Linked DNA regions of Mus musculus: regions 1, 3, 4 and 5 are each linked to region 2. Evidence: chromatin loops called from intact Hi-C (ENCODE). Cell type or tissue: heart. All regions are shown on one strand. Each heading gives the region's core, and the rest is flanking DNA. Links, peaks and the distances in the headings are about the cores only. Region 1 overlaps Slc48a1 (solute carrier family 48 (heme transporter), member 1). Region 2 holds the start of Gm33690 (a long non-coding RNA gene). Region 3 holds the start of Slc48a1 (solute carrier family 48 (heme transporter), member 1). Region 4 overlaps Endou (endonuclease, polyU-specific). Region 5 has its middle 38 kb from the start of Rpap3.

What was found. A loop is a pair of places that touch in the nucleus more often than their neighbours do. Peaks named below come from ENCODE experiments on the same cell type or tissue, not always from the same donor. Only the 100,000 strongest peaks of a DNase experiment are listed, where the experiment ranks them.
Region 1: it touches region 2 in a loop (3-fold over the local background); 30 of 42 quality-filtered maps call a loop at or near these places.
Region 3: a loop joins it to region 2, with 5 times the contacts of the local background. A loop is called at or near these places in 25 of 42 quality-filtered maps.
Region 4: a loop joins it to region 2, with 7 times the contacts of the local background. A loop is called at or near these places in 31 of 42 quality-filtered maps.
Region 5: a loop joins it to region 2, with 2.9 times the contacts of the local background. A loop is called at or near these places in 3 of 42 quality-filtered maps.

The regions. Positions count from the first base shown.
Region 1 is chr15:97,787,682-97,793,524 of GRCm38, reverse strand. Slc48a1 (solute carrier family 48 (heme transporter), member 1) reads right to left here. Exons shown (of 3, transcript NM_026353.4): 2 at 3,455-3,622; 3 at 833-2,938. The coding sequence ends at 2,802. It overlaps Hdac7 (histone deacetylase 7), which reads left to right. Exons shown (of 25, transcript NM_001378971.1): 25 at 1-844. Among named protein-coding and RNA genes, the nearest start is that of Slc48a1, 6.2 kb to the right of the region's middle. In heart, for the core only: a CTCF peak has its summit at 3,255 (motif pointing right); DNase peaks (open chromatin) are centred at 2,213, 3,374, 3,514, 4,464 and 3 weaker places; H3K27ac peaks cover 428 bases.
Region 2 is chr15:97,847,272-97,853,114 of GRCm38, reverse strand. Gm33690 (a long non-coding RNA gene) reads right to left here and starts at 5,640. Exons shown (of 2, transcript XR_384427.4): 1 at 5,463-5,640. In heart, for the core only: CTCF peaks have their summits at 2,439 (motif pointing right), 3,254 (motif pointing right) and 3,797; DNase peaks (open chromatin) are centred at 2,504 and 3,304; H3K4me3 peaks cover 653 bases; H3K27ac peaks cover 1,337 bases.
Region 3 is chr15:97,780,644-97,786,486 of GRCm38, reverse strand. Slc48a1 (solute carrier family 48 (heme transporter), member 1) reads right to left here and starts at 2,122. Exons shown (of 3, transcript NM_026353.4): 1 at 1,871-2,122. The coding sequence starts at 2,006. In heart, for the core only: CTCF peaks have their summits at 2,225 (motif pointing left) and 3,511 (motif pointing right); DNase peaks (open chromatin) are centred at 2,146, 3,636 and 3,986; H3K4me3 peaks cover 2,781 bases; H3K27ac peaks cover 2,443 bases.
Region 4 is chr15:97,714,466-97,720,308 of GRCm38, reverse strand. Endou (endonuclease, polyU-specific) reads left to right here. Exons shown (of 10, transcript NM_001168693.1): 4 at 49-189; 5 at 624-795; 6 at 1,349-1,548; 7 at 5,700-5,813. Among named protein-coding and RNA genes, the nearest start is that of Rpap3, 12 kb to the right of the region's middle. In heart, for the core only: a CTCF peak has its summit at 2,288 (motif pointing left); DNase peaks (open chromatin) are centred at 588 and 2,148; H3K27ac peaks cover 1,103 bases.
Region 5 is chr15:97,664,900-97,670,742 of GRCm38, reverse strand. No RefSeq gene overlaps it. Among named protein-coding and RNA genes, the nearest start is that of Rpap3, 38 kb to the left of the region's middle. In heart, for the core only: a CTCF peak has its summit at 3,179 (motif pointing left); a DNase peak (open chromatin) is centred at 4,162; H3K27ac peaks cover 543 bases.

The DNA.
Region 1 (5,843 bases), core at 1,389-5,388, 60 kb after region 2:
AGGACTCTGGGAGGAAGCAGGTTGGGCACTAGGGCACAGCTGGGCTCTTCCAGAACAGATTAGGCCGTCTGGTGTCCACACCCCTAGCTGTGGTCTCCATCCCTCCCTCAGGACTGCACAGAGGGGGACTGGCTCAACTGGGCCACCCATAACCACTATTCTTAACTTGGCCTCGGCCAGGGTGGCCTTTCTCAGGTTCTGAAGGGCTAGGAGCTGGAGGAGCCAAGGGTCCCCTATTCCTGAGTACAGGAGAGTTTCCTCTCTCCTGTTTCCTCAAATGCCTTTCTGGTAGCTCTGGGCTCTGAGAGCCATTCTGAGCTGCTCTCTCCCTGTGAGTAGTAGTCACCTGCAAGTCTCCCATCAGTCACTGTCTCGCCAGAGGCCACCCTATGTGGACCATCTCAGTGCCCCGGTGCAGCAGACAGGTGCTCTCTGAGTCCTGTGTCTCCTAACCCAACGGTGCCAAACCTTCATCTCCCTTCAAAAGCACAACACAATCCCAGGGATGCCTGGTCACTGTCCCCAGTATGAGCCTTCTGTTTCTGGGGTCCCTCCCACCCCTCAGCTCTGGCTGCTGCCCCACATAGGACTAGCTTGGCTGAGGGGAACAAGATGGGAGAGTAGACAGACATGGGGGAGGGGAGGCCACCCCAGAAGTCTTCGAGGCTTTTGAGGTTTAGGTCTGGGACCAAGAAAGAGTATTTGTGTGTATGTGTGTGTATGAGTGCGTGCAAGAGGGTATATGTGTGTGTGTCTTCCCACAACCCCACCGTACCTTGTCTATGTATGCATGTTTTTGTAAAAAAGAAAAAAGTGAAAAAAAAAAACAAACTTCTGAACAATATATGTTTTATTTGCTTTAAAGTCCTTGGGAGAACGCCTCCTGGATGTTGGTGGGACATCGTCAGTGGAGTGGGTGTGCACCCAGCATCCTGTGATGGGCTGGGGAAAGGGGACAAGTCTGGACCTAACTCAGACCCTCTAGTCCCTTGTCCTTCCTTGGCTAATACATGCAGGAAGAAACCACTCCAAATACATGCTCACCAACCCAGGTGAAAAGGGAGATGGCCCCAGGCTGAGCCCTGCACATTGGGCCCTGTGGGATTCGGGAATAAGATCTCAGGTTCAGGTTGCTAAGACACCGCAAAAGGTTGTGACGCAGGCACGCCTGGCTTAAGCCAGGCCTAGCCGGGAGGTCAGTAGTCTTTACCTCCTCTATCAGTAGGAGCGTCTACCAGCAGAAGGCTCTAGAAGTGACACTGTTCCTTATCCTTCCCTGCTCTAAAGTCCCATGGTGTTTTTACACTGTAAAGGCCAGGGTGAGGCAAACACAGGCCAGGACAAGTGTACCCAGCGTGAGAGAGGTGCTAGCTCCTGCCTTTCTGCTTCTGAATCCACACATCCTGGTCAACTTGGAGCCCCAAGTAGTCTGGCTGGGGTAGAAAAAGAAAGATTCCCTTTCCCATCTACCTTGGCTTAGGGTGGGGAGATGGAATCTGCAGGGATGTTGAGTCTGTGGGCATCCTAACCCTGGCTGGGACAGAACTGGGAGAGCAAAGGAGATCTCAGCTGGTGGTCTCCCCATAGGGGACCAGAGATGAGGAATACCGTCTAGTAGCCCCAAACTTAGGGAGATGATCAGACAGCTAGAGCCCCCATCTTGCCCACTCTTGTCCCCTCTCAAAACCGCCCACCCCCCCAAAGAAACACCCTGAGGCTGGTTAAAATGGCCGCTGTATTTCTGCTTAAGTGCCCATAACACAGGTAAGGCAGAGAGCTGGGGGCAGTGCCCAAGTGGAAGAGTAGACGTGCAAAGTGACAACCCATCAGAGAAGGTTACAGAGAAGAGTAGCAGCCCCTGCCCTCCCTCTCCGCTTAGGTAAGGCCTTGGGCCCATGTCCACTCAGAAGAGTTCCTTCAGGAGAGAGAGAAGGTGAAAGGTCAGAGTTAGGATCTGGTGCAGGGAGGAGGTCCTCACGGTCAGGGTGGTCTTGTGCAGTGAGGGGCAAGGTTGGAGACTCAGTACAGATGGAGAGCTCCCACTTGCCCCCACCAGGTTGCCCCCGATCCCAAAGCCCTTCTAAGTGCAGGGGTGTGTTTCCTGTGGTCCTCAAGTCTAGCCTCATCCGAGGAGTCCTGCTCTGGTGTGTGTGGTCATGTGTGCATATGCGACACATGGGAATGGTTGGCTGGCGCTAGCACCCTCATGGGAAACAAACTCTGGATGGGAAGGTAGGACGGACGGACGCTGGATTCTGTCCAACTGTGCTGCTTAGGGAAGGAGCCAATTGTCAATTCCCTAAGGACCGGTGAGTTTGGCTACCCGACACTTCAGGGTAACAGGGTGGGGAACAGGGGATGGAGATCTGTACTAAAGATTCCTCTCTTGACCAGACCTTTGATGCCTCCCCCACACACAGCTTCAATGAAGTCTGGGGTAGCAAGGAAGCCTGTCCCAGCCCCTGTCACTAGCCATAGTTCCAATCCTACCCATTGAATTCATTGTCGTGGCCCTACTTACAGAGATCCCTCAGAGGGCTAAGAAAATAGATCTATTTGGAAAGGTCTAAGCTGCCCTCTAGCTGGGCTAACGGGCAGATTGGGCAGATTGGCAGTATCCCTTTAACAGCTCTATATCTTCCCCAAAAGGGGACCAGACAGATTTCTGAGAAACTGAACGGGCCCATATACTCTGCCATGGTTCTGGAGTTCCCCAGGGGTTGGGGTGAGCTCCCTTGCTGACTCGGAAGCTGAGTCCAGATCCCGAGGGCCCCCAGGCTGTGGTGACCTCATTCCCTGGGTTAGAAATCACTAAGGATGCTGATGTCCGCAAAGTCAGCCCGGTAGCGGTGGGCGTAGAGGCTAAGTAGGAAGGCCCACTTGAAGGAAATGAAGCTCCAGACACAGGAGAGGTAGTAGCTGTTCGGGTCTTTGAGACCTGCAGGGAAAAGAGCCAGACGGTAACTTGAGAGATCTGCCCACAGCATCACAGCTAGGAGCCCCTTCTTCCCACTCCATATCCTTCCAGCCTCCTGACCTCTGAAATCAGTGCTATCAAAGAATCAATAGAGGTGGGCATGTGATGCAGGTTTAGAGTAACAAACACTGCATGTTTGGTTACAAAGCTGGGATCGTGAAAGGAGGTCAGAGATGGCCAGCAGGTCTGTACCCATCCCCTGCTTCTGTGGCACACGCCCTTCCAACCTACATCACGGATACAAGGATCAGCCTCTGCTAGTTCTTATCACCACCACCAGGGGGCGCTGCCCGCCCGATGCTAGGCAGAGATTAAAGGACCCCCAGCAACTCCTACCGGACTCGAACCCTCCTACCCCTGAGGAGATGGGGGCTCTCATTCTCCCTATTTCAACAATAAGGAGCCCGGGCAGTGGGGAAAGGGTCAAGCAAGCCATCCAGGCCCTCTCCCGTCCTCCTTTCCCTGGACGGTCCTCACTCTGATGCTGGGTGATGGCCAATGCCAGGAAGGTGCAGAAGGCGGAAACGGAGACTGCCGAGAAGAGAGCACCCACGAAGAAGAAGCCGCGCAGCCCTCTGAGCCAGGTCCTCCAGTAATCCTGCATGTACATCACGTGAGTCACCAAGACCCACAGTGCCAGGACACCTGCGGGGACAGACTCAGTCAGCAGCACCCAGGCACCTGCCTGCCTGCCAGGTCACCTGGCATCTAGCCCAGTGGTGCCTACCTAGGAGGGCCCTTGAGGTCCACTAGGCCAGATCTACCTGCACGATCACACCAGGACTGCACGATGGCTCTCATGACTGTGATATCTGTGAGATGTGACGTCACCACCACACCTATCTCGAAAATACTGTTAGCCTGGTGGCAGTGGCACACACCTTTAATCCCAGCACTCGGGAGGCAGAGGCAGGTGGATCTCTGGATTCAAGGCTAGCCTGGTCTACAGAGCAAGTTCTAGGACAGCCAAGACTACACAGAGAAACCCTGTCTCCAAAACCAAAACCAAAACCAACCAAACAAACAAAACTATCTTAAATATATCTTCTAAATGCTTAAAAGGGTGTCAGTTTTAGTTTCTAATACGCATATGTCCATAGATAGAATTCTCCCTAAACAGGATTTGTTTGGAGTTTTACTCTGAGAACTTTATATATAGACTTCCTGATGCCTATCTGAAGCCATTGAAGTGATGAAGAAGGCCTTCTCCCACGCTCTTCCTCTGCCTGGTCCCAGGGACCACACCCTCCAGGCCCTGGAGCCTGCAGCTGAGCTCTTGGGCACCAGGGCTCTTCTCAACTCTGCACCAGTCTTGGGGGAAAAAAAAAAAAGGGAAGCCCTGTCATGAGGCGCCCAGGGCCACCCACCACTCAAGTGGCCTACTTGCTTTGGCTGAAGCCTACTACCTTTCTTCCAGTGTGTGGCAAAGGGCAGCCTAACCTCCCAGACCCTTCTGGGCATGCCCTCTGGGCCTGTGGGCACCTCTCCTAGCATGCCAGCTGCTCTCAGTCCATAACAATAGAATCCAATGCAACCCTCCGTGCCAGGCAGTGCCTGCTGGTGCAGTTCAAAGAACAAACAAATGCCAACTCCATTGGCAAGGCCTTGGAGCAGGGCCGTGGGGCCAAGCAAAGGAAGACGGAGGGAAGAGAGCCGGCCAGCTGTAAGCTCTCAAGACAGACGTGGGTTGTGGGCTGGCCCTGCAGGCTCCTGCATCCAGAAGCAGGGAGCTTTTTCAAATCATCAGATGCATACAGCAGAAGTGCTGTGACCTTTCAGAGGGACAGAGGGAAGCAAAGGGACCCTCTGACGGCCCCCGAGCGTCTTATTCCTTAGGCTGGGAAATGAGCGCAGTCTTTGGTGATTGAATGTTTCTGCTCCTGACATGCCAAAGATGTTTTAAACTTCTTTTAGGTTAGGAGGCCCGGGGTGCAGCAGGTGGCAAATGACCAGCTTAATTGTCGCAATGGGGCAAAAACAAAGCAGGGATAATAGAAACCAGGAAACCTAGGGCCAAGGCACTGCTTTGTCCTTGGAGCTGCCAATTGTAAAACAGAGCAAGCCCTGAGGTCCTTGGCCGGCTGGATAAGCACCTACCTACCTACGCTGCTTTCCCTACCTGCTCGCCCAAGAACATTCCCCACCCCCCACCATCACCATCCCTTCAGTTCAGCCCAAACTGGCCCTCAACCTTCCTCCGAGGAATGGGTTCGCATCACCCCGGAGCTCTGGGTGGAGAAAAACAAACATGCCTCCATCTATCTTGGCAGAAAGCCGCAGCAGGCCAGAGGAAGCCAGAACCCTAATCCTTGCTTTACCCTCCATGATCTGGATTTTATTCCAGCAACCTCCACAGAAGTCTTCCCTGCCCCTCACGTTTTCACCTGCAGGGAGTTGGTTGGGTGCTTAGGATCCTTAGGGGTGCTGATGATTGAACCCAGGGCTCTGTGCGCATGCACGGGGCTGGCTGGCTTTACCCGTAAGCTCCACCCCCGAGTACGTGGGCTTTTGTTATTGAGCATTTCATTGCAGGGATAGTCCAGTTCCTTCAGAGACTTGTCCAATCGCCTCACACAAGAGGTGCAACAGCCGAGTTCTAAGATCCTTTCCCACTTGAGGATTCTGGAGTCCAGCTTAGGAGGGGAAGGTGGTCAGAGCAGTTCCTCTGTGGCTAAGCAGTTTCCGGGTTAGAAAACGCTAAACTAGGAAGTGTGCAGACCACCACTAGGAAGCCATCTCAGACCACCAGCCCGACCCAGGGGTCCCCCAAACCCTCACCTCCACATACGCCCAGAAGTACTGAGAGCAGGAAGAGAATTAGGAAGGGGGCTCAGGTGGCCCTGAACCCACCTCCAGCCCTATACCC
Region 2 (5,843 bases), core at 818-4,817:
CACATATTTGATAGGGAGCCGGGAAAGACGGAACACACAATAGAGAGAAGGGAGAAAAGGCTAAGCCGAGAGGTGTGGGCACTGTGGAGAGAGGTGGAACTGGAGATGTGGTGGTGGTGAGGAACGGGCAGAAATGAGAAGCTGTGGTAAGGTCCTGCTGCTGTCAAAGGCCATGTCTGGGTCCATGGTGCTACTGCAGCAGCTGGGGTCTCTAATGATGTCCATGGTCCATGCTGCCACTGAGGGCCATGTGGATGTCAGTGGGCTGGGCTGACCATGCCTGAGACCATGGTGATGAATGGAGGCTATACTTATACCAGGAGCCAAGCTGATCTCAGTAGCCTATGCTGCTGCCTGAGGCTATGGTGATATCCTGGCCTGGGATGCTGCAGGCTGTGTCTGGGTCCATGGTCCTGCTGCAGGTGGGGTCTATGTCAATATCTGTAGCCTGAGTTATCACCAAAGGACATGCGAATATCTGAGTTCTGAGATGCCATCGGAGACCATGTGGACATCTGAGGGCCATGCTGCCACAGGGGGCATACTGATCTGAGTGTCCTATGGTGCCACCTGAAGCCATGGTGACATCCAGGCCCATGCTGCCACAAGGGGGCCATGTCTGGGTCTGTGGTCTTATCCAGCCAGGCCCTTGTTACCACCAAAGGTCATACAGATGTCACTGGTCTGGACTACTTCCTGAAGCCATGTTGATGTTCAAGCCCTGTGCTGAACTGGCCCTGCCCTCACCAACAACCATACTTAGGAGAATTGGCCTCGCCCCTCACTGCTGTGACACCTGGGAGAGTGTCCCCACTCCTTGCCTGGACAAAGCGGGAGAGCTAGCCCTGGTGGTGTGGGTGCAGGAGAGCTGGTGGGCTGACCCAACTTAGCTTCCACCCAGGCCCAGATCTGGGTCTCTGAGTTGGCTCACCCCACCATCTACCCCATCTATGAACTGCTGGAGTGTGTGAAGGGTCTAGTCCTGAAGACCCAAAGCTGTAGCATCTCCATGACACAGGGCAACTACAGGATATCCAAGAGGAGTTACAGTGAAGAGCCGGGATTGATAGTGTAGCAGAAGCCAGAGGGCTTGAGCCAGACCTGACTCATTGCAATGAACATTTGAAGTAAATCCGTCTGGGGCAAAAGGGTGTACTGTGTGATACACTGGAACACACTACAACTTCCACAGTGAGATTTTGTTGTTGTTTGCTTGTTTGTTCTGTCTTTGTTTTCTTTTGGGGGTTAGATTGCAAGGGTAGAGGGCAGATATGAAGGGATGGGGAAATGAGTGCGATCAGAATGTATGATGTGCAGTTCACAAAGAATCAGAGCTAAAAAGTTAAAAAAAAAAAACAACAAGAAACTCACAAAAGAAGAAAGAAAGGAAGAGAGAAAGAAAGAGAGAAAGAAAGAAAGAAAGAAAGAAAGAAAGAAAGAAAGAAAGGAAGGAAGGAAGGAAGGAAGGAAGGAAGAAAGAAAGAAAAGAAAAGAAAACCAAAGGACAGCAATGGTTATGTGGAGAGACCCTGTCTCAAAACCACAAAAAATAAACAAACAAAAGGGCGTTTCTACTAGACATTTCAGGAAAAAAAAAAAGAGTCTCATAACTGTGGAAAAAAAAAAACGAAATGAGCATTCAACTCTTTAACTGGATAAACCATGGCTCTCAGAGTTACCAGTGCTCAGTGGCCTCAGAGCTACCATGAGGGATAATGTCCTTTGGGCAGGGATGGTCATCCCAAGCCGTCTTCCCTAGTGCTATATTTTTGGAGACAGAGTCTTACCATACAGCACAGGCTGACCTGGAACTTACTATTGAGCACAGACTAATTTCAAACTCAATCCTCCTGGTAGTGTGAGGGAGGAGATGTTGTGGGCGAGGCTCGCTACTCCAGATAACAGCTCCGAGTCTCCTGTATCTGCACTTGTCATATACTGGGGAGTGTTTTGAATGGGGATCAGGAGAAGCATACCCTAAAATGTACTTTGAGGGCCATAGAGGACTTCTCCATACTGGAGAGAGGTCTCAAGAAGTAGCTTGAGACAGAGGGAGAAGCTGCGCTGGGAAACATCCCATTGGCCTAATGCCTCTCAAGGAGAGCCTGGAGTTGGGCTGGCCTTTGGATGATATCCAGTTGAGGAAGATGGATTTTTTCCACTTTTACATCAAAGAGCCGTTAGATACAGGCTGTCCCCAGAATTAGGGGTGACCTTGACATGTCCTTGACATATACCAAGGGCTGGTAGGAGTGAAAGATATTTCTTTACATTTTATCTACCCTGGAGAGACCTTTTTCAGAGGACTGTTCAAACTTGAGGAGAAGGTAAAATTATCCCAGTAGCTTCCTTGTGGATCTGGGAAGGCAGACATCCCCCTTCACAGGGTCCTTTGAGGCTCTCCCAGAAGAGAAATCTGAGCTGGAGCTCCACCACTAGGGGGAGTTACTACCCTACAGCAACGGCCCCCCAAGGTCCTTTTGCTGAAAGCACCTGATGGTGTTCCCCTCCCCTTACCCCAGAACATTGGACACCTCAAACCAGGGCCTCCTAAGGTCAAGATCTTGTATTTGTGGCCTCTACCACCTACTTGTGCCGAGAGTGAGCTAAGCCTCAGGCTGCCCATAAGGCTGATTGTGTGTTCTTTCCAAAGTTTCTAAGCACAGACTCACAAACAGACCATTTGAGACACTAGCAGTGGAAACCACAGTAACAGTTAAAGGAGGAGACTACTACACCCAGTCCTGAGGTTGTTACATGATGCTTCTGAGCCTTAGTTTCTTCTTCTATAAATGGTAGCAGTAACAGTAGCCACCTTGAAGGGTTACTGTTGCTACAAGTGTGTTAAAATTCATCACAAGGGCTCAGTGGTTAAGAGCACTGATTGCTGTCCTGAATTCAATTCTCAGCAACCACATGGTGACTCACAATCATCAGTGATGGGATCCAATGCCCTCTTCTGGTGTGTCTGAAGACAGCTACAGTGTACTCATATACATAAAATAAATAAATCTTAAAAGAAATTCATCACAGTAGCTGGCACATAGCCATCGACCATAAAGGCCTGCCAGCATCATTGCTGAGCTGCAGGGTGACCAAATAAATATGCCCTAAGATAGATGGCATTGTTCCCATGCTCTGATCACTGATTCTTGGAGGCTTGATTGTCCCCAAATGATGTCTTAGGCCTCTTCTTCAGATCTCTGCCTCTTGCTAGGGGCTTCTGTTCCCTAAATATCAGCAGCTAAAGAAAGTGTCATTCAAACATCTGGCCACCAGAGGGCGTGTGAGCCACTTAATAAGCCAAATTGGACCCAACCAAACCAGACTGTGGGCAGCTGGGAGTGGAATCCAAATTGAGACACAGAGGACTATGGTTACTGCTGTCACCAGCTTCTTCCATCTCAGTCCTTTCTTCTCCAACTTCATCCCCACAAAACAATAAATGACGGAAAAGAACAGACAGCAGCAACCGCTCCCCACCTCCTGACGTCATGGCGCGTGGGTCACACCCACCCCGGAGGTTGACGGTAGTACGCGCTCAGAGAAAGAAGACGCTGCACAAGTTTAAAGAATCCGATCTGATCTGATGGCTTTGGTTGTGCCACGTTTTCCCCGCTCACGTATCCCAGCATGCAGTGTAAATCCCACCTCATCTCTCCAGGGTCCTTGTGTTCCTGCACCAGATGTTAAAAGTGATCAGGCCAATGCTGTATCCAACAGGTTCCAGTTCTCTACTTGTGCGTGTTGGAGCCTGCGGCCCAGCAGTTCTCAGATGCTCAGCCAGAGGACTCTCTCGCCTCACAAAGAGAAGGAACCCTGAGAACTTTTGCTTTTGTAAATTATATCTAGCTGCTAGGTGTGATGGTAGACAGCTGTAGTCCCAGCACGCAGGAGATGGAAGCAGAAGGATCAAGAGTTCAAGGCCAGCCTAAGCTACATTGAGAGTCTGAGGTCAGCCTGAGTTACATGAGACACTGTCTAAAAAAAAAAAGAAAAAAAAAAGAAAAAATGGCAATATTTATGATATTAGAAATCAATACAGGGATTTAAAGTAAATACTATTACCTTTCTAAATATAACAAAATGAATCTATCTGACATTAATTTAAACGATTGTTATTAAAAGGACCATTCTTTGGAGCAACACTAGTTTAATGACAAAGAATACTGTTTTCCAAAGCGCTTTAATGTTGGACATAACAGAAGCCAGTTAAACTCTTTATCAGCTTCTGCACTCAGCCTGGTGTGACATCCCAAGTAGTCATAGAAGCAGCTTGGAGGGAGGGGAGGCACTATATCATTAGGAATAGGAATGAAAAAGTAAATACTGTCTTGGTAGTGTTATTATGAAAGGAACTGAAAACGGTTGCTATTGCAGAGTCTCCAAGACCCACAGGGGCCCCGAGGCTACCCCTTGGGGCCTATGCTGTATGCTTTCTGCACACTGCCCCCCCCCCAAGAAACCCCCTGGTCCTTTACCCTTATAGTTTCCTAAGACAAGTTCCATTTGCTCCTTAAATCTCCATCTCAGACTTCATGGTTTTCCCAGCTCCCCTCCTGACTTTTGCCACCCTGCACCCCTGCCCCACCTCACCTGCCCACTTTGGGTAAACATCACACTTTCACTGTGCCATAGAAGGAAGGGCAGCATGCATTTCGAGTTTGTTTACCAGACTGGGACAAAGTAGGGCTTCCATAGATCCAGCCGAACATGTGGATGGATGAACATGACGCAGTGGACTGCCCACCTCTGTGAGCATTGCAAAGACCTTTTTTTCCCACAGTAAACATCGAGTTTTAAAAGTTTTGGTGTCACAGGTCTGTAATTCCAGTGCTCCAGCGGCAGGGGCAGGAAGATTCCAGGGGCCAGGATAGCTGGAGCTTTGTATCAAGAGACTTTCTCAAAACCAACCAACCAACCAACCAACCAACCAACCAACCAACCAACCAATCAACAAACCCTTTGCTGGGGAAATGAAATGGAAATGTTTATGCAAATGTCAATCCTTTCCTTGAACTTGGGAGAGGTGGAGAGTTAAATCCATGTGGCTTCAAATCCAACATGCCCACTACCTCTTCAGAAAGCCTCTGCTGTATCTCCTGTCTTCTCTATCTGGCCAGATGGGTGTTTGAACCATCCGGTATCCAAATATTCCTATCAAGCTGACAGTTTGTATTAGGCTGCTCAAGTCCCTTGGCGCCTCATTTTGTCCTCCAGTAGTCTCTCTCTCTCTTTCTCTCTCTCTCTCTCTCTCTTAAATTTGTTGATATTTTGTCTGCATGTGTCTATGTGCACCGCACACATGCCAGGTGCTCAGAGGAGTCAAAAGAGGGCATTGTGACTGGAGTTACAAATGACTGTGAGCTACCATGTGGGTCCCAGGAATCAAACATGGTTTCTCTGCAAGAACAAGTGTTCTTCACCTCTAAGCTAGTTCTCCAGCCCCATCTCGTACTTACAATACTCTCCTGGTCTTTACTCTTCCAACTTAGGTAGGTGTTGAAGGAGATAGAGTTGAGGCTAACTCTCCTGCAGGTCAGCCTTTGTGTGCATTAGTTGGGAACTCTTTGGTTCCGTGTAAAAGACAGCACGGCTCATGAGGGAGGGGTGGAGAAGGAGGCTGTTTGGACAGATTAGATCCTCTGCATGCATGTGGGGAGCTTGTCAATGACTCAGGGCCCATCTATTACGCCCCAAGTCTTATATAGACCTAGAGGATACCTGTAGAATTAGACCAGATCTGAACCCAGGGTCAGAATCCAGGCTTATTGGATCCAGGACACTCAAGAAGGGAAAGTCAAGTATTCAATTCCAAGCTGAAAATCTGTGCTGGACTCCAG
Region 3 (5,843 bases), core at 287-4,286, 66 kb after region 2:
TGTTGTTGTTATAAGACAGGGTTTGTCTGTGTAACCCAGGCTGTCCTGGAACTCAGAGATCCACCTGCCTCAGCCTCCCTTGAGTATCATTCCCTCCTAGCGATAAGCAGCCAGACACAGCTTGGGAGAGTGGACAGTAGCACTCAGCACTGCACGTCCAGAGGGGAGTCTCAGTCAGCGGCATCTCCTGCCAGCAGGCACTGCCATGCCTCACATGGCTCCCTCCACTGGCCTGACTCTGAACCAAGTCAGCTGACCCCAGCAAAGCTTTTCCTCCCTCCAGCATCCAGAGAGCTTATCTCAAGCCTCAGCATCCAGCCCTGGGCCAAGGCAGTGCCTTCCAAACCTGGCAGCAGCAGGGCCAATAGGAAGTGTGGAGGAGGGCAGTAGAGGGGAAAGGCTCTGTGCACAAGTAGGCTTGGGTGCTGGCTATTCCAGAAAGGTCAGGAGTCCACAGGTGCCCCCCACCCCCCAACCCATACAGGGCTCGAGAACTCCCAGCCAGAGCATCAAACCCAACCTTCATGGTGCCCCCAGTCTCTTGCTTGGCACGCCTTAGGTTTAGGAGACGTGCATGCCCTCTGATAAGGCAGAAACCCCACCTCCGGCCCTCTCTCTCTCTCAGAACGGCACTTGGTGCATTCAGAGGCCATGAGTGAATTTGTTTTGGTTTTTTGAGACAGGATTTCTCTGTGTAGCCTAGGCTATCCCAGAACCCACTCTGTAAACTAGGCTGCCCTTGAACTCAGAAATCCGTCTGCCTCTGCCTCCCGAGTGCTGGGATTAAAGGCATGCACCACTGCTGCCCAGCATAAATTAATTCTTTCGAGTTACTCCATTTTTAGATCTTTGGCCAAGGATTTTAGCCATGGAATAAATGTTGTATCTTAAAACGTTTTCCTTACACATACTTTCGCCATACATATTACTTCATGTGGCTGTCGTACTGTTGGGTTAGTTTCCTCCATAGGGCTTTTAATGCCTTTAGCATGCCAACCTGAATCCTTCTGAGTTCTAGGGATGGAAATCGGGTCGGCCAGGCTAAGGCTGAGCCATCTTGGGGGCACATCGTGTGGCTGTTGAAACCCTGGACACATTATTTATTTACCGTAAGCCTCGATTGATTTTTTTCTAACTGTAAAATGGGCACAAATAATGTTACTTCAGAGGACTACTATTAGGATTAGATGACATAAGGAGAGTAGATTTGTTTAGCCCAGCAAAAAAATATTAAATGATGATAATACGTGTAAATAATATATTTGGCCTTCACACAAGAGAGGCTAAACGGCGTGACCCAAAATTACACATTAGAGAGCACGGCTGGGCCTTCGCCACCTCCTCGTCCCTCAGGGATTAGCAGATTCCCACTGGTTCCGACCAGAGCAGATGGACACAGGTGTAAAGGGAATGTCCAGTGACACCGGGTCCACAGTACAGTCCTGGTCTCGGCAGAGGGCCTCTGGGGCTGGAAGGGGGCTGGCTGATGGGTTTCCCCACGAACCCCACTTATTATAAGAGATGCGGTAATCCCGCACAGTGTGCGTGTTGAGGGAGCGAGGGTGGCCAGGAGATGGGCGCGCAGAGGACGCTCTAGTGGACACGGGGTGGAGGGTAGATTCACAGGGTGCGGGGGACGCAACAGCCCTGGAGCCGCAGAGCTGTGCGAACCACAGGGGCGGGCTGTGGGCACCCTAGGTCCCGCCACGTTCATAAGGCGCCAGGTCCCAGAGGCCCGGGCACTGCCCAGGAACCCGGGCCTGCGCTGTCTCCAGTCTCTCTGGAGTAAACAACGCTCCCACCCCCGGGCAGCGCCACCGCAGCCGCCGCGCGCAGCCCGCCCCGATCACCCCGCGTCCCCCGGGGATACCTGCGAGACCCCCCATCGCCGCAGTCCCCGGTTGTCGGTAGACCACCGTCCAGACGAAGAAGATGGAGAAGCCGGCTACCGAGCTGAAGCCGGAGTAGGCGGCGCGGAGGCCGAGCTGCAGCCGGGACGGGGCCATGGGGCAGCGGAGGAGCAACGCCGCCGAGTCACAGGTGCAGGGCCCGAGCTGGAGCCCAAGCCCCAGCCCCAGCCCGAGCCCGAGCCAGAGCCGCTGCCGCCCGGCGCTCCGCCCCCAGCCCGCCCCCGGTGCCAACGGCACAGCGCCCTCCCCGGCCGGAGGCCGCTCCCGACACCGCCGCTTGGCAAAGGCCGGCGACCCCTGGTGGAAGGGCAGGGTCCTGGCCTCATCCCCAGAACGCCACCTATCTAGCCTTGGCTGGCCTAGAAATACCGTCTTTACCGGAGCCGGCTACAATGATCATTTAAAAATATTTTGTATATGTGAGCACACTGTAGCTGTCTTCAGACACACACCAGAAGAGGGCATCCGATCCCGTTACAGATGGTTGTGAGCCACCATGTGATTGCTGGGTTTGAACTCAGGACCTTTGGAAGAGCAGTCAGTGCTCTTATCCGCTGAGCCACCTCTCCAGCCCCAATGAGCACTTTTTAATTTTTAAAATACTTTTGAATTTTTTTTTGAGACGTGGTGTCTCCACGTAGTCTTGTCGGTCTTGGAATTCCCTATGTAGGCCAGGTTGGCTTGGAACTCATAGAGACCCTTCTGCCTCTACCTCCTGAGTTCTGGGATTAAATTTTGAATGGGAAGTTCAAACTCATTAAAAGGACAAGTTAAGGCTATAGAAACTAGCCAGCTGTGGTGGTGCATGCCTTTACACTGGTAGAGGTGGAGGCAGAGGGAAGCAGATTTCTTTGAGTTCGAGGGAAGCTAGACCCAGTCACAAAAGTCACAAACCAAAACAAACAAGGAAAACCCATAAAACTGCACATGATGGCCCACACGTGGAATCCTGGCAATTGGGAAGTGGCCGAGGCAAGAAAACAGATCTGGGGAGCTAGTTTGATTCCCCAACTTGCCCGAAATTAAATAAGTAAAATAAAACTTGAAAAAAAATCTAAAATAATATAACAACAATTAACATATTCATTCTTTTTACCAGCCAGGTGGTGGTGGTGCTCACCATTAATCCCAGCACTCACTAGGCAGAAGCAGGTGGATCTTGGTGAGTTGGAGCCTAGCCTGGTCTACAGGGGTCAGCCAGGGCTACACAGAGAATCCCGGTCTCAAAAGACCAAAATAAGGGGAAAAAAATCTTTCTATCCATATTTCGAAGCAGTGGGTTTCCTTCCCAAAAGTTATACACACAGCACAAGATTGCTCCACACGTTTGCCACCATTTTAGTTTATTAAATTAAAAAGTGATCGTTGGCCAGGCAGTGGTGCCAAATGCCTTTAATCCCCGCATTTGGGAGGCAGAGAAGGGCGGATTTCTGAGTTCGAGGCCAGCTTGGCCTACAGAGCGAGTTCCAGGACAGCCAGGGCTACACAGAGAAACCCTGTCTCGGAAATTGTAGCTGACTCTGATAAAGACGCATTTCCAGGCCCGCCTAGGATCAGCTAGGTAGATGAGAGTCTGAGGATGAGCCTAGGACCCTACCCTTCCACCAGGGGTCGCCCGCCTTTGCAAAGCCGCTGTGTGGGGAGTGGCTGGCCAAACCCACTCGCCTCTAACACTTTCTTCCTTTCCTTTCCTCAACTCTCATGCCCCAATCCCTTGCAAGCCTTGCAAGCTTGCCCCTGCCTCTGCAGTGCATCCACAGCAGAACCGCCCCGTGTCTCCACCAGCTCAGCTGTCAGTATGGACTGCTGACAGGGAAGGTCAAAGCAAAAGCCGGGCTTCTGCACTCTTCAACCCAGAGTCCTCTGGCCGGGCCACCCGGCGCACCCTTAGACCTCACAGTGTGAATAACTAGCATCCTTTCACTACAGCAACAAGTACCACAATTTTAATACATTTAGAAGCATCGAAGCTTTATAGTCCTTAGGTCAAGGATCCAAATAGAAATGTCACTGCACTGAAAGCAAGAGGACTCCCGGGCTGCCTCCCCAGGGAAGCTGTAGGGAACAGCTGTTTGCAAGTTACTCTGCTTCCCGACTGGCGGAGACTCCTCCCTCCCCCTCCTCCCTCTTTCTTCCACAAGGACCAAAGTAACCCAGGATAAACTCCCAGACTCCAGACGCTTAACTCCCTCACGCAGCCAAACTCATCAAGTAGGGCGCTCACAGCTTGTGATGCGGATATCTTGAAAGCTCTGCCTGATTCACCTTTCTAGAAGACCATCTCCATGAGCAGCAGCGGTCCCAGTTTCGGGGCCGCCAACACCTAGCAGAGTGTGAGGCATCCAAACTCCCTTAGCACACATCTGTTGAGCAGATGACTGTGACTGACTGAAGCGAGCATTAAATACCAATGAAGGGGATTTAGGCACAAGCCGTCTAAGGAGGAATGCTCAATTAATTGCCAAGCACGTGACGCAATTCACATTTATCTTCCTTTAAAAATAATCAGGGGGCGGGGCGGGGAGGGGAGCGTCTTTAAAAATATCCAAATTAATGCCAGTGCCCCTTTCGCTGTTTTCAGATTTGAATGTTTGCTGTGACTGGTTGGTTCGGGTTGTTTGGAATCCTGAGACGAGCTCTCACTGTGTAAGGGAGTCTGGCTTCTAAGATCCTCCAGCCTAGGAGGCTGGAGGATGGCTCAGGGGTTCCAGAAGTCCTGAGTTCAATTCCCAGCAACCACAGGGTGGCTCACAACTATCTGTAATCTGATCCAATGCCCTCTTCTGGTGTGTCAATGTCAGTGTGCTCATATACATAATTAATTAATTAATTAATTAATCAAAAATCCTGCAGCCTGGTCTTCAGAGCACTAGAATTACAGTGTGATCCACTGCACCTGGCTTGGGTACGTTTCTAAAACAAGGGATGATTTTTGATGTACAAATTCATTTCAGCCATCTTCTGGGTGGCGTGTGGAGAAGTGAGAGTCACCCAGAGGAACACAGCCTTGAGGTCCAGAGCCCTGCCATAGATAGCCTCAGGGCTGGCCTGGATGGACAATACCCTAGGAATTAGGAGCAGTACATAAGACAACCCTGGGAGGTGAGGCACGCACAGTGGAATGTTCTAGAAATGATAACAATATTTTTTTTTGTAGCTGGACTGTTGGATTTGAGCTAGAGTGATAGGTGAATCTTGTATATCTGTAGATAGATAGATAGATAGATAGATAGATAGATAGATAGATAGATAGATTCCAGAGGTTATGAGGTCATGAGTTCAATTCCCAGCAACCATAAAGTGGCTCACAACCAGCTATAATTAGATCCAATGCCCTCTTCCAGTGTGTCTGAAGACATACATGCACACATGCACACACAATATGTGTGTGTGCGTGTGCGTGTGCGTGTGTGTGTGCAGGGCCTTGCTGCATCTACCTCCCTCCTCACAGCCTGGAGTAACTGTGTTCTAGAAATATCACCTGACACTAACTACTATGAAGAGGGACTGCCCGGGGAAGACAAGAAGCAGGGAGAACCTGTCCTTCCCTCTTCAGTACAATGGTTACTGCAGCTACAAAATGGAGACAGCCAGCCACTGTGCCCACTTCAAAGACTTCTGAGGAGCAGTTGCTGCTTGGCTGACTTCCTGGCACACCACGAGTTCTCAGTAAAAATCCAGAAAGCGTAATTAGTAGCAGCCAAACCCTGCCCTGGCAAGAGCTGCCTCGGGCAGAGACAGAAAGGAAAGAAGAAACTGATTCTGGAAACGTTTAAATTATTTTAACCTAGAAAGTCAGGTGTTCCGTCATTCCCACGGTGGACGGAAGGGAGCGGGGCAAAGTACTGTGAGCGACCGTCCGAGCGTGTTGAGCAGTTTGTATGGAGATGGGCTTGTGCAAGAAAATAACAAGGGCTGGTTATGTAACAGCAG
Region 4 (5,843 bases), core at 556-4,555, 130 kb after region 2:
GGCTTCTAGCAGGTTGCCAGGGACCCAACCCCCTCTCTGTCCTCTTAGACCTCTACTCCGCACCGAGCTCCTGCCAGGGCCGCTGCCGGGAAGCCTACGACAAGCACCACCCTTGCCACTGTAATGACCGCTGCCCAGAGTTTGGAAACTGCTGTGAGGATTTTGACAGTCTGTGTGGTGGTGATCATGGTCAGTCTGCTCCGTCAGCCTAGCCCCAGACACGCGGGAAAGGTCTAGAGTTCTCTCAGTGTAGTCCTTGGACCGGCAGCAGCAGCTGAGAATTCTTAGGAGAGGATGGTCCAGACCTACTGCTCAGAAACTCTGGACTAGGCTAGCCAATCGGATAAGCCCTCCAGGCGATTGTGATGCCTGCCTCGGTTTGGGAGCCTTGGTGCAGAAGGGTGATATGGACATTCTGGGCACATCATGGCTGGGGCACGTGCTGGCCTTAGGGGTCTTTTACCGTCCCGCCCTCTAACTACAAAATACTGGGCGGTGTTCCGCATCACTAGAGTAAGCTTCCAGAAGGGGCCAAGAGGGGGACAAGGGGGACTCTACTGATCTTTAGACAGTTGGTGCTCTGCCTCTCTCTAGTTCTCATGCCACCTCCCAATTCCTCTCAGAGGGTTTCTCCCACAGCAGCGATGCCGTCACTAAGGAGGAGCTTGAGAGCATCTCCGAGACCATCTACAGGGTAGATACCAACAAAGCCCAGAAGGAAGACATTGTGCTCAACAGTCAGAACCGGATCTCCCCATCAGAGACGGGGAACCAAGTGGATCGAAGCCCAGAGCCGTGAGTGCCCCTCACCCTGTCTCTCCTTCACCCTCACTTCCTTTGACGCCTTGGCTCTTTGTTCCTCAAGTCAGGCAAATGCACAGGGAGACGATGTCCCTCTGACATGGACAACTGGTGTCCAGAAACAAAGAAATCACCTTGAGCTTAGGTGGCTGTATAGCCAGGTTCCTGGGGCTGGCCTTCCAAGAGGTGAGATGGAAGGAAACAGACCTCAGAGTTGGCTGTCAAAAGTAACTCAGTCCGGGGATGGTGATGCACTCCTTTAATCCCTGCACTTGGGTAACCAAGGCAAATGGATCTCTATGAATTCCAGACCAGCCTGGTCTACGAAGTAAATTCCAGGACAACCAGGGCTACATAGAAAAACCCTAACTCAAAACCCCAAACCAAACTAAACCACAAAAACAACACCCAACTCCCCAAAACACCTCAAGTTGCCCCTAGCTCCTGAAGCCATCTCTGTGTCCTGCCCCTGGTCTTTCTGGAAGATTGGAGGAGAGTTTCAAGTGCACATTCAGGTCTTTCAATGGGTCTCCATCCACTTACCCAGGCTCTTCACTTACGTCAACGAGAAGCTGTTCTCCAAGCCTACCTATGCAGCCTTTATCAACTTACTCAACAATTACCAGCGGGCCACAGGCCACGGGGAGCATTTCAGTGCCCAGCAACTGGAGGAGCAGGGTGTCTTCCTCAGGGAGGTCATGAAGACGGCTGTCATGAAGGAACTCTATAGCTTTCTCCATCACCAAAGTGAGTGAGTCTTCTCTGCTGCTCAAAGCTGTGGGGTAAGGTGTCTCCAGGAGAAACAGACGCCGCTGAGGTCTCTGTGGGAGTGGGGGTGGGGTGGGTCAGGGTGTGAGAGCAAGCAATGGGGACTAGTAACATCCAGAAACGGCCACAGACAAGCCACTGAGATCAGGGCCCTAGCAGGAGCAGAGTGGCCTTCTGGCTTGCCTATAGTATGTATCCCATCTTTTGACTGGATGTCACATATCTTGTGAGTTGTCTACCTTCTGAAGGGGCTGAGGGTCCCCATCCCCAGCTCTTCTCCTACTCTGGGCATTTTTCAGTCACCTCACCAATCCCAGAGTCACGTTAGAAGCCATGGTTTTGGGTCCCCGCCACCTCCTTCTGGGCAGTAACAGGGAACCAGCCAAGGCTCAGAGAGCCTGTCTCTTGGTAAGAGGTCTGGCTGGACCACCTCAGATACAGATTCATGCAAATCAGACCAAAAAAGGTTTTGGCTTTGGAACTTCTTGGCTCTGGGTTCTGTTTGTTAGTGTGCTCCAGATTCCTTTCCTGAACTCTGGCAAGCTGGATTCTGTCTCAGACGCGGATCAGTATGGGTCTCCGTGGCTGGCCCTGGGGACTGCATGCAGGCAAACCTGTCTGCAACCTTAGACAACAACAGTTACTAACTGTTGTTAGAGGTGAACCGCGGGAGGGATTCTTTAAGATACACGCAATCCTGGGATGCCCCCTGGTGCCTGCTTTGCAGTAAACACACAAGAGACAGGCATGCCGGTGTTTCTCAACCTTCGGAACGCTGCTGCCCTTAAATACGTTCCTTATGTTGTGTCAACCCCCAACCATAAAATTATTTTCCTTGCTACTTCATAACAGTAATTTTACTACTGTTATGAATCATAATGTAAACATGTTTTTAGAGATGATGTTTGCCAAAGAGGTAAGGTTGAGAACCACTGGGCTAAGTAAGCCCTTGGTTCTTAGTAAGAGAACCGGAAGTCTAGCCAGGCCGAAAGTCCTAAGAGAACAAGGGACCGGAAGCCGTTTTCCAATACTTAGCTCAGGCTTCGCAGCACTCATCCCCTCTCCCTCACCCTGGATCTGCTGTTCTGTTATGTTTACGAAGGCTCCGATGGCTCAAGCCAGCATATCTTTAGAGCTTGAGATATTTGAATATGGCTGAAAATAACTCAGGTCAGACAGACTTGGCTTGAGTTCTGTTACCACCTGTGTGATTGTGGTGTTATAGTGTCAAGGAGCCTCCCAAAGTCCACGTTATTAGAAACGTAATCTCAGCCAGGTGGAGGTGGTGGTGGTAGCAGCGGTGCACGCCTTTAATTCCAGCACTCGGGAGGCAGAGGCAGGCGGATCTCTGTGAGCTCTGAGCCAGCCTCGTCTACAATGCGAGTTCCAGGACAGCTAAGGCTCCACAGAGAAACCTTGTCTTGGACTCCCACCAAACAAACAAACAAACAAACAAATCCCATAGTCTCTAGTGCCCTGTGTATTAATGGTAACTAGAGGTGAGAACTTTGGGAGCTGACTCAACTTCAGATTCATGGATTATCATTTATTATAGACTCCACCTCTCTTTAGTATACCGGCTTCGCCTGGCCCTTCTCAGATGCCAGCACTCGATATTTGATTTCCTAAAGTCCAGAATGTGAGTTAACCAAACGGCTACTCAATATAAATCATGTGGTGGCAGGGATGTGGTTTGGCGGTACATGGCAGACCTGCGCAGTTTGGATGTCACCTCTCCCAGTCTTATCTGTGACAGGAGGTCTTTGAGGACTGATGCTTGCGGAGCATCAAAGAGGAAGCCCAGCAAGTACTAATAAGGGTAGCTATTCGGTCTGTGAAGCCGGTCTGTTATCATGTCTACTCAGGCTTGTTTCCCGTCAGCGTTCTAAGTCCTTGAAAGGAGAGAATATTCCTGGTATCTGTTTTTGGATCCTCCACATAATTCTGGAAGTCCCTGATTTAAAACTTCAGCTCTGACCTTCCCCCTTGGGGCCCAGTGGCCCTCTCAACAACTCCACTCAGCTATCTGTTATTTGCATAACACGGTGTAAAGAGAAGGAACTCACTGTTCCCACCTCTTCCCCAGACCTGCTCCTCCCTTGGTCTTCTCATCTCAGAAACATTGCCATAATCCATCAGCTCTCATGCCTGAAGCCTAGGAGTTAGGGTGTGTGTGTATGTGTATGTCTGTGAGTGTGTGTCTGTGTGTATGTATATATGTGTGTTTATTATGTGTATATGTGTGTTAATATGTGTGTGTGTATATATGTGTGTTTATTATGTGTATATCTATGTATATATCTATGTGTATGTGTGTATGCGTATGTTTATTATGTATGTATGTATACATGTATGTATGTATGTGTATATGTATGTCTATGTGTCTATAGTTGCCCCCTCCCCCCAAAAAACCCTTCATGTCTATTGTCTTGTCCATTCATGTCACATCCACTGTCTTAGATTTCTGTTGCTGTGGTAAACGCCATCGCCAAAGACAACTTGGAAAGGAAAGCATTTATTTCATCTGACACGTCCAGCCCAATGCTGAGCAAAGTCAAGGAGGAAACTGGAGGCAGAATTTTGCTAAAAACAAAACAAAACAACAACAACAACAAAACACACACACACAAACCCAAAAAACAACCATGGAGGGCCACTGTGTCCTGGCTTGTTCCATATGCTCTTTTAGAGACCCCAGGATCACCTGCCCAGGGACAGCACTGCCCACAGTGGGCAATCATCAGTTAAGAAAATGCCTTCAGGCCAATCTGACAGGCACTATCTAGGTTGAGGTTCCCTCTTCTCAGATGACTCTAGCTTGTGTCAAGTTGATCAAAAACCAACCAGGCCATTGTCTACCACAGAGAACCTGCCATGATGTAAGAGTTCCATCTTCGAAGCCATATTCTGTGGGGTCAAGTGCAGTGGCTAACAGTGTGTGTCCTCTTGCATGAGTTTTGTGACTTTTGTCCACCTCAGTTTCTGCATCTCCAAGTTCAGGCTGACAAGTATCATTAGTTATGTGAAGATTCAGTGTTGCTACAGATTCACTTGGTACACTACTGTGCATACAGCTAGTGTGAATGTGGCTAGTGTGAATGCGGCTGGTGTGAATGTGGCCAGTGTGAATGCAGCCCATGTGAATACAGCTAGTGTAAATGCACCTAGTGTGAACGCAGCTAGTGTGAATGCGACTAGTGTGGATATAGCTAGTGTGAATATGACTAGTGTGAATTCAGCTAGTGTGAATGCAGCTAGTGTGAACGTGGCTAGTGTGAATACAGCTAGTGTGAACGCGGCTAGTGTGAATACAGCTAGTGTGAACGCGGCTAGTGTGAATACAGCTAGTGTGAACGCGGCTAGTGTGAATATAGCTAGTGTGAATGCAGCTAGTGCTCCATAGAGCTGTGTTGTTGGTGTATTGTTGCTAGAGTAATATCTCTGGAGTAGATCTGGCCTTACTGCTGTGGCTTGAAGGATCTGGGTGCTGCTTCCTTCTCTGACTTGACTTTCTCCCCTCCTGCTCACTGTCTCCTGGAAATGTCTCCTCGGATTTCTGAGTAGAGAAATCCTTATCCTGCAGGTATCTGGTCACTAACAGCCCCCCTTCCTGGCCCAGCTCCAACTCCTTTGCCTTGGGAGGTAGGGGTAGGCAGAGCTCTGTGAGTTCAAGGCCTGTCTGTTTTACATATCTCATTCCAGAACACACAGGGCTTCTTAATGAGACCCCATCTAAAACAACAACAAAAACCCAAACCCTAAAACACACAGGTTTGACTCCCATCTCCTCCTCACGTTGTTATAGGGTAGATTTTGTACTAATCTGAGACATTAGTTATTATTTTTGTTTATTATTCATGTCTTCCCATGAAAAGCAAGCTGTAGAGACAGACCCTGTATGTGTGTGTGTGTGTGTGTGTGTGTGTGTGTGTGCGCGCGCACGTGCGCGCGTGCGCACGTGCTCATGTGCACACATGCATACTCCTCAGCCCATTGACCATGTATAATGAGTGCCTGGCCATACCTGCTGAACCCCTGTCTCTCTTGATGCTCTGGAACAGGTATCCTTCCTTGCTTCCCAGGACCTGACCCACCTCCTTCCTGAAGAGTTCTCTGTTTTCTTTCCACAGACCGTTACAGCTCAGAACAAGAGTTTGTGGACGATTTGAAGAACATGTGGTTTGGGCTGTACTCGAGAGGCAATGATGAAGGGGACTCGAGTGGCTTTGAACATGTCTTCTCTGGTAGGCTTCTCTGCTTGGACGGGAAGAGTG
Region 5 (5,843 bases), core at 699-4,698, 180 kb after region 2:
ACTGTCGGTTGCACCATTCCCAGCCTGGGCTCCTGGACTGCGGACATGGAGAAAGACCCATTGTCTTCTTTCTCAGATGTTTCTTCTGTCAAAGTCTTTTTTTATTAGGAAAGTAACTAGGATCCTGGGGAACTGTCGTGGGCTAGGCTGGATTGAAGACTGTCCAGAGGCCCTGATGATAGGACGTGGGCATCCTGCCATCAGCCAATCCAGGGTTGTGCCATGCAAGGCACACTATGGATGGATGCTAGGGCCTGGGGCGGGCAAGGACAGTAATCCAGGAACTGGCACTTGGCATTTTCCTCACGTGTGTGTATGTGACTGAATGTTGCAGACACTGAGGTGTGAAATGCTTTGTTTGCCATCCCATAATGTACCTTGCCAAAGTGGAATTTGGGATATTTTGAGCACCCTATAATTCTACCATCTGACATTCTTCACCCTCTGTTTGAGGAATAAAAGAACTGTACCGTTAATAAACTTGCTGGCCTGGGTCTTCAGCCCCTCAGCCCTCCTGACCCCAGCTTTTGACTCTTTCCCTTTGTTATCTCTTTATTTTCCATCCTGCCCCTCCCCCTCGGGACTTGCTCAGAGCCACAGTGTGGCTGGTCCAGGTTCCTGGGCATGGAGAAGTTCTCACACATTTTGGTGAGCGAGGCCGCATTCAGGTTGTAGGGTGTGCTGGCTGCTTTTATGTCAGCTCGACACAGCCCAGAGTCATCAGAGAGGAGGGAGCCTCAGCTGAGAAAATGGCTCCATGGGATCCAGCTGTAGGGCATTTTCTCAATTGGTGATCAATGGGAGAGGGCCCAGTCCACTGTAGCTGGGGAAACCCCTGGGCTGAGGGGTCCTGGGTTCTATCAGAAAGCAGGCTGAGCAAGCCATGAGGAGCAAGCCAGTAAGCAGCACCCTCCATGGCCTCTGCATCAGTCCCTGCCTCCAGGTTCCTGCCCTGTGTGAGCTTGTGTCCTGGCTTCCCTTGATGATGGCCAACTATGAGAACGTGTGAGCGGAATAAACTCTTTCCTCCCCTGCTCCCTTTAGAAGCCCTAACTAAGACAAGCTAATACCAGCATAGTGGGGTTTTGCTGCGGCAGACCTGCTTTTGGAAGGACTGTAGAAGTCTCCTTTGGGAGGGGGTTTTATGATCCTGTTCTGGATTTTAGGGTCCGTCTCTGGAGCTGATGGTCTTATCACCTAATTTCTGGGACTTACAGTTTGTTCCTGGAGCTGGTGCCTTACGGCCTTTTTTTTTTTTTTTCAAAATCAGGCCTGGTCTTTAAATGTAGAGGCTTTAAGTGCATGGATTGAATGCTTATATCCACCTCAGATCTGTACATTAAAACCCCAGAGCCTCAGTGTGTAGCATTTGGAGATGGAGCCTCTGGGAGATGGATGATCTGTCACAAGGCTAGATTGATGAGACTAGTGCTCTTAGGACAGGAGAAGAGGAGAGGAGAGGAGAGGAGAGGGGAGGGGAGGGGAGGGGAGGGGAGGGGAGAGGAGGAGAGGGGAGAAGAGGGGAGGGGAGAGGAGGGGAGAGGAGAGGAGAGGAGAGAGGAGAGGAGAGGAGAGGAGAGGAGAGGAGAGGGGAGGAGGGGAGAGGAGGGAAGAGGAGAGGAGAGGAGAGGAGAGGAGGGGAGAGGGGAGGAGGGGAGGGGAGGGGAGAGGAGAGGAGAGGGGAGAGGAGGGGAGGGGAGAGGAGAGAGGAGAGTGGAGGGGAGGAGGGGAGAGGAGAGGAGAGGAGAGGAGGGGAGAGGAGAGGAGGGGAGAGGAGAGGAGGGGAGAGGAGGGGAGAGGGGAGGGGAGGGGAGGGGAGGGGAGGGGAGGGCAGGGGGAGGGGAGGGGAGGGGAGGAGAGGAGAGGAGAGGAGAGGGCTTCCTCTTCCTCTCTTGAGCTTACCCTCTCCCTCTACACTGCGGGAATGCAGCAAGATGGTTGCCTGCAGTCAGAGGGACCTGCATCAGGCATGGGGTCACAGCATCTGGGACCAGAGGAGAGGGACCCTGTAGTCTCCCCTCCCCCAGCCTGAAACCTGCTTGCTCGGGGGTGGAGCTTCCTGCTCAATCTTTCTGCCACGCCCACCGCTGGAACCTGCCGCTTTGCTACTGGACCCCGAGATTATTTGGCGGGAATTGGGCCCCCTTCCCCTGCTTCATAACTGCGTGCAGAACAGTAAAATTGAGCTTTGATCAGAATGCCTGTCTAAGCTGCATTTCTTTCTCTCGCCGCCTAGCCCCTCTTCTCTTCCAGGTTTCCAAAATGCCTTTCCAGGCTAGAACCCAGGTTGTGATCTACTGGCCAGACACAACAGGACCCTCACCAGGCACCAGATTGGAGCATTAGTGACCAATAGGACCTTCACCAGGCACGGGGTCACAGCATCTATGACCAGAGGGACCTTCACCAATCACGGGGCCCATGGTAGTATCAGTGACCAGATGGACCTTCCCCAAGCACCGCGTCTACAGTATCACGATCTTTTCTTTTCAGCCCCCAGAACAGAATGCTTGCTTCTAAGCCGCTTAATTGTTTATTATTTTTAAAGCAAACCTGAGCAAAGGCGAGTGGGGACTAGGAAGAATCTGCTCTCTGTGTGGTTATGAGGTTATGCAGAAAGTGGCTTCCACAGGGCAGTGCTTAGTTAGATATTCACGAAACAAGAGAACAATGAAGGAATCCAAATGCCGTGGAATGGGGTCTCCAGACGGAGAGCCTTTGAACGTGCACAAAGCCCTTGCCTGAACATTAAAGACCTTTTCTCATTGTTAAGGAGTATTAGTTCAATTCTCTTGTATAAGATCATGTTCAGAGAGCCACTCCTCTCAAACGTGTTTTGAACACTGAGTGAGAAAGAACACGATTTGCATTTCTGTTTCTCGGTAGAGCTCTCTTTTGTGGGTCACACCACTTCAAATGGACTTAATCATAACGTGTTATTGCTCCAACCGTGTGTTAGTCACTGGACCCGGAGCTTTGCATATAATGTTTAAACTCAGAAAATAAGAGGAGAACAGGTTGTCCTGGGGGTCATGCAGAGGCTACCACGATTTAGACGTCTATGTTCTTTCTTCTGTTTCACTCGGTGACAAAAGCTGACCTTGAGAACACAAAGACACAACAGCTAGAGTTTCCCAGGCTGGCTGTTGGCGTTCTGTTGGCATTACTGCCACCTGCTGGCCATTCAGAAAATAGCAGCACATTTTGTCCACATTTGTTAGCAACCATGAAAGTGAATTTAATTTCTTAGTAAGATGGACTGCTGAATTTGTAAGTCTTTAGTGTGTTGCATTAGTCAGAATGAATACACACACACACACACATGTGCGCGTGTGTGCGTGTGCATGTGCACGCACATGCATGTATATACATATATGTATATTGGAGTCCTGGAGGATCTGAAGAGCTGCTGGCTTTCAGTCTGTGTTGAGAACCTAAAGAAGTTGGATTGAATGCCAGCAGCAACAAGATAGATGAGCTTGCCCAGGAGAGCAAAGTTTCCTTCTTCTGTGTCCTTTATGCAGGCTGCCACCAGAATTGTAGCTCAGATTCAGGGTGGGCCTTTCTGCTTCAAATAATCTGATTAAGAAAATTCCTCATGGGCTGGAGAGATGGCTCAGCAGTTAAGAGCGCTGACTGCTCTTCCTAAGATCCTGAGTTCAAGTCCCAGCAACCACATGGTGGCTCACAACCATCTGTAATGAGATCTGACTCCCTCTTCTGGAGTGTCTGAAGGCAGCTACAGTGTACTTACATATAAATAAATAAATAAATAAATAAATAAATAAATAAATAAATATTAAAAAAAAAAAAAGAAGAAAATTCCTCACAAGAATGCCGGTAGCCTGGGTTTTGGCTGATTCTAGGTACAGTCAAGTTGACAAACAAGATTAGTATCAGATATAAATAGTAAAAATTAGGATATGACTTTTGAATGTGTTATTCAGAAAAAGGACAAAGTGAGTCCCGGGTAGGGTGGGGTGGGGGTGGACATTGGGGGCTGTGACAGAAACAGCTCGTTCTCTCATTTACACAAGAGGCATCTCACAGAGGCTGCATCCGTGTACATCCATCACGATGGTGGTACAGCTAACATCCGTGCCAGCCATGATGGCGGTACAGCTAAAAAGCCAGCACACAGAGAGGGCTGTGGGACTCACCCTGCCCTTGGGCCATAGGCAGGTCAGACAGAGAAGCTGAGTTCCTGGTGCCTTGCCCAGACAGGCGCACAGCTCGAGGCTCACGACCAGTGTCCAGTCGTGGCTAGGCTGGCACGCTGTCTGCCCACCCCAAAGTAGATGTGTATCAGGTCTTTCCAGAGACTTGGAGGGTGTTTTGAAGAAGCAAACCCCCAATATATTTCAGTACATACCTCCACCCCAACCCCCGGTTTAAAATAAACATCATAGTGGACTTTGAAAAGGAAGAAATATCCTGAAAATACAGGTGGGAAGGAGCCGGTGAAAAGGCTCCTTTTTAACGGCGCTGAAGGTGGTGCGGTTGGACAGTGGCTAAATGTCTCTGGTGACTGTCGGGCTGTTAATATGCTGGAGGGCAGTGATGGCACAAGCCTTTAATCCCAGCACTTGGGAGGCTGAGGCCGAGGAAATTCCACGTCCTTAACAATGGGAGAATCTTGAAAAGACAAAGCCCTGAAAGAGAAAGAAGGCAGGAAGTGGGTCTGACGTGCGCCAACCGAGTTTCGGGTTTTGTTTTGTTTCTTTTTTCTTTTTCGAGGCAGTGCGTACGGGAAATTTTATTTTGCCCTTACGTACACACTCTATCACGTTTCAACCTCAAAACCCCGGATAATAACCCTAACACCTCAGTCCCAAGGCTCAAAGCGGACATGGCCAAGTCAGCTCCACCTGTACAATACATGCGTGGAACCCATGTATTCCACATCGTCTCTCAGAGCGTGATTTGTCACTGCACGTCGAGGCACCAGGAGAAAGCTATCACGAATTAACTTTTCAGCACACTAACTGTTAATCAGAGAATTTGTTACAGGTCAATGAAACTAATTGACAACGACCCAAACTCAGGACTAAGGTTTTCATACTATAGTGATAGACACTGGGATTTAATTACACTCTCCTTTACATGTGCTATTATGAAACCAAAGAGTCTTAATTTCGTTAATTAAATTACACTTCATAGATCTGGTGATGATTTGAGTAAATCCAGAACTGCGCCCTTTAAACAGCTGCACTGTTAGCTTCTGGCCAGGAGGTGGCGCTGTGCTTTTCATTTAAGCCCATCGTGACGTTTCAAGCTGGTTGGTTTACCCCATAAACTCTTAAGTACATAGGTGGTACATTGTGAACTTCATCACACGACTGTCCATTGACATTACCCTACATTAAAACGTTAGAAAAAGTGAGTTATAGTAATGGGGTCATATACATTCATAAAAGGGATCTAATGAACACAACATGGTACTCGATGGTTGGGCACCAAAATAGAAACTTAAAAAGACACCACTGCTTAAAACCACAACGCTCACAAAACCAAAACTGCGTCGAAAGAATTATGTTTTGACTGGATCCAGAGTTCTTGACTGACAGCCTTCCTTTTCAATGCTGGGGGGAAAAATGTCAGCGCCACCCTTTGCACCGCGGTGGCTAATGAGAAAAAGCTCTTGCTGGTCCCCTATGGGTGATCCTAGGAGCTTTCTTGCAATGCACACAATTGGTGTTTCTAGTTTGCTGGCGGCCTTTGTAGCTGTTTGGTATGTGAGAAAAACACTAAGCTCGGGGAATTCACACTGTATTCCTCATATCCCAAGGTCCCCGGACAGTCTGTCTGCTTTTGTTTGTTTGGTTTGTTTTTTTGGTTTTTTG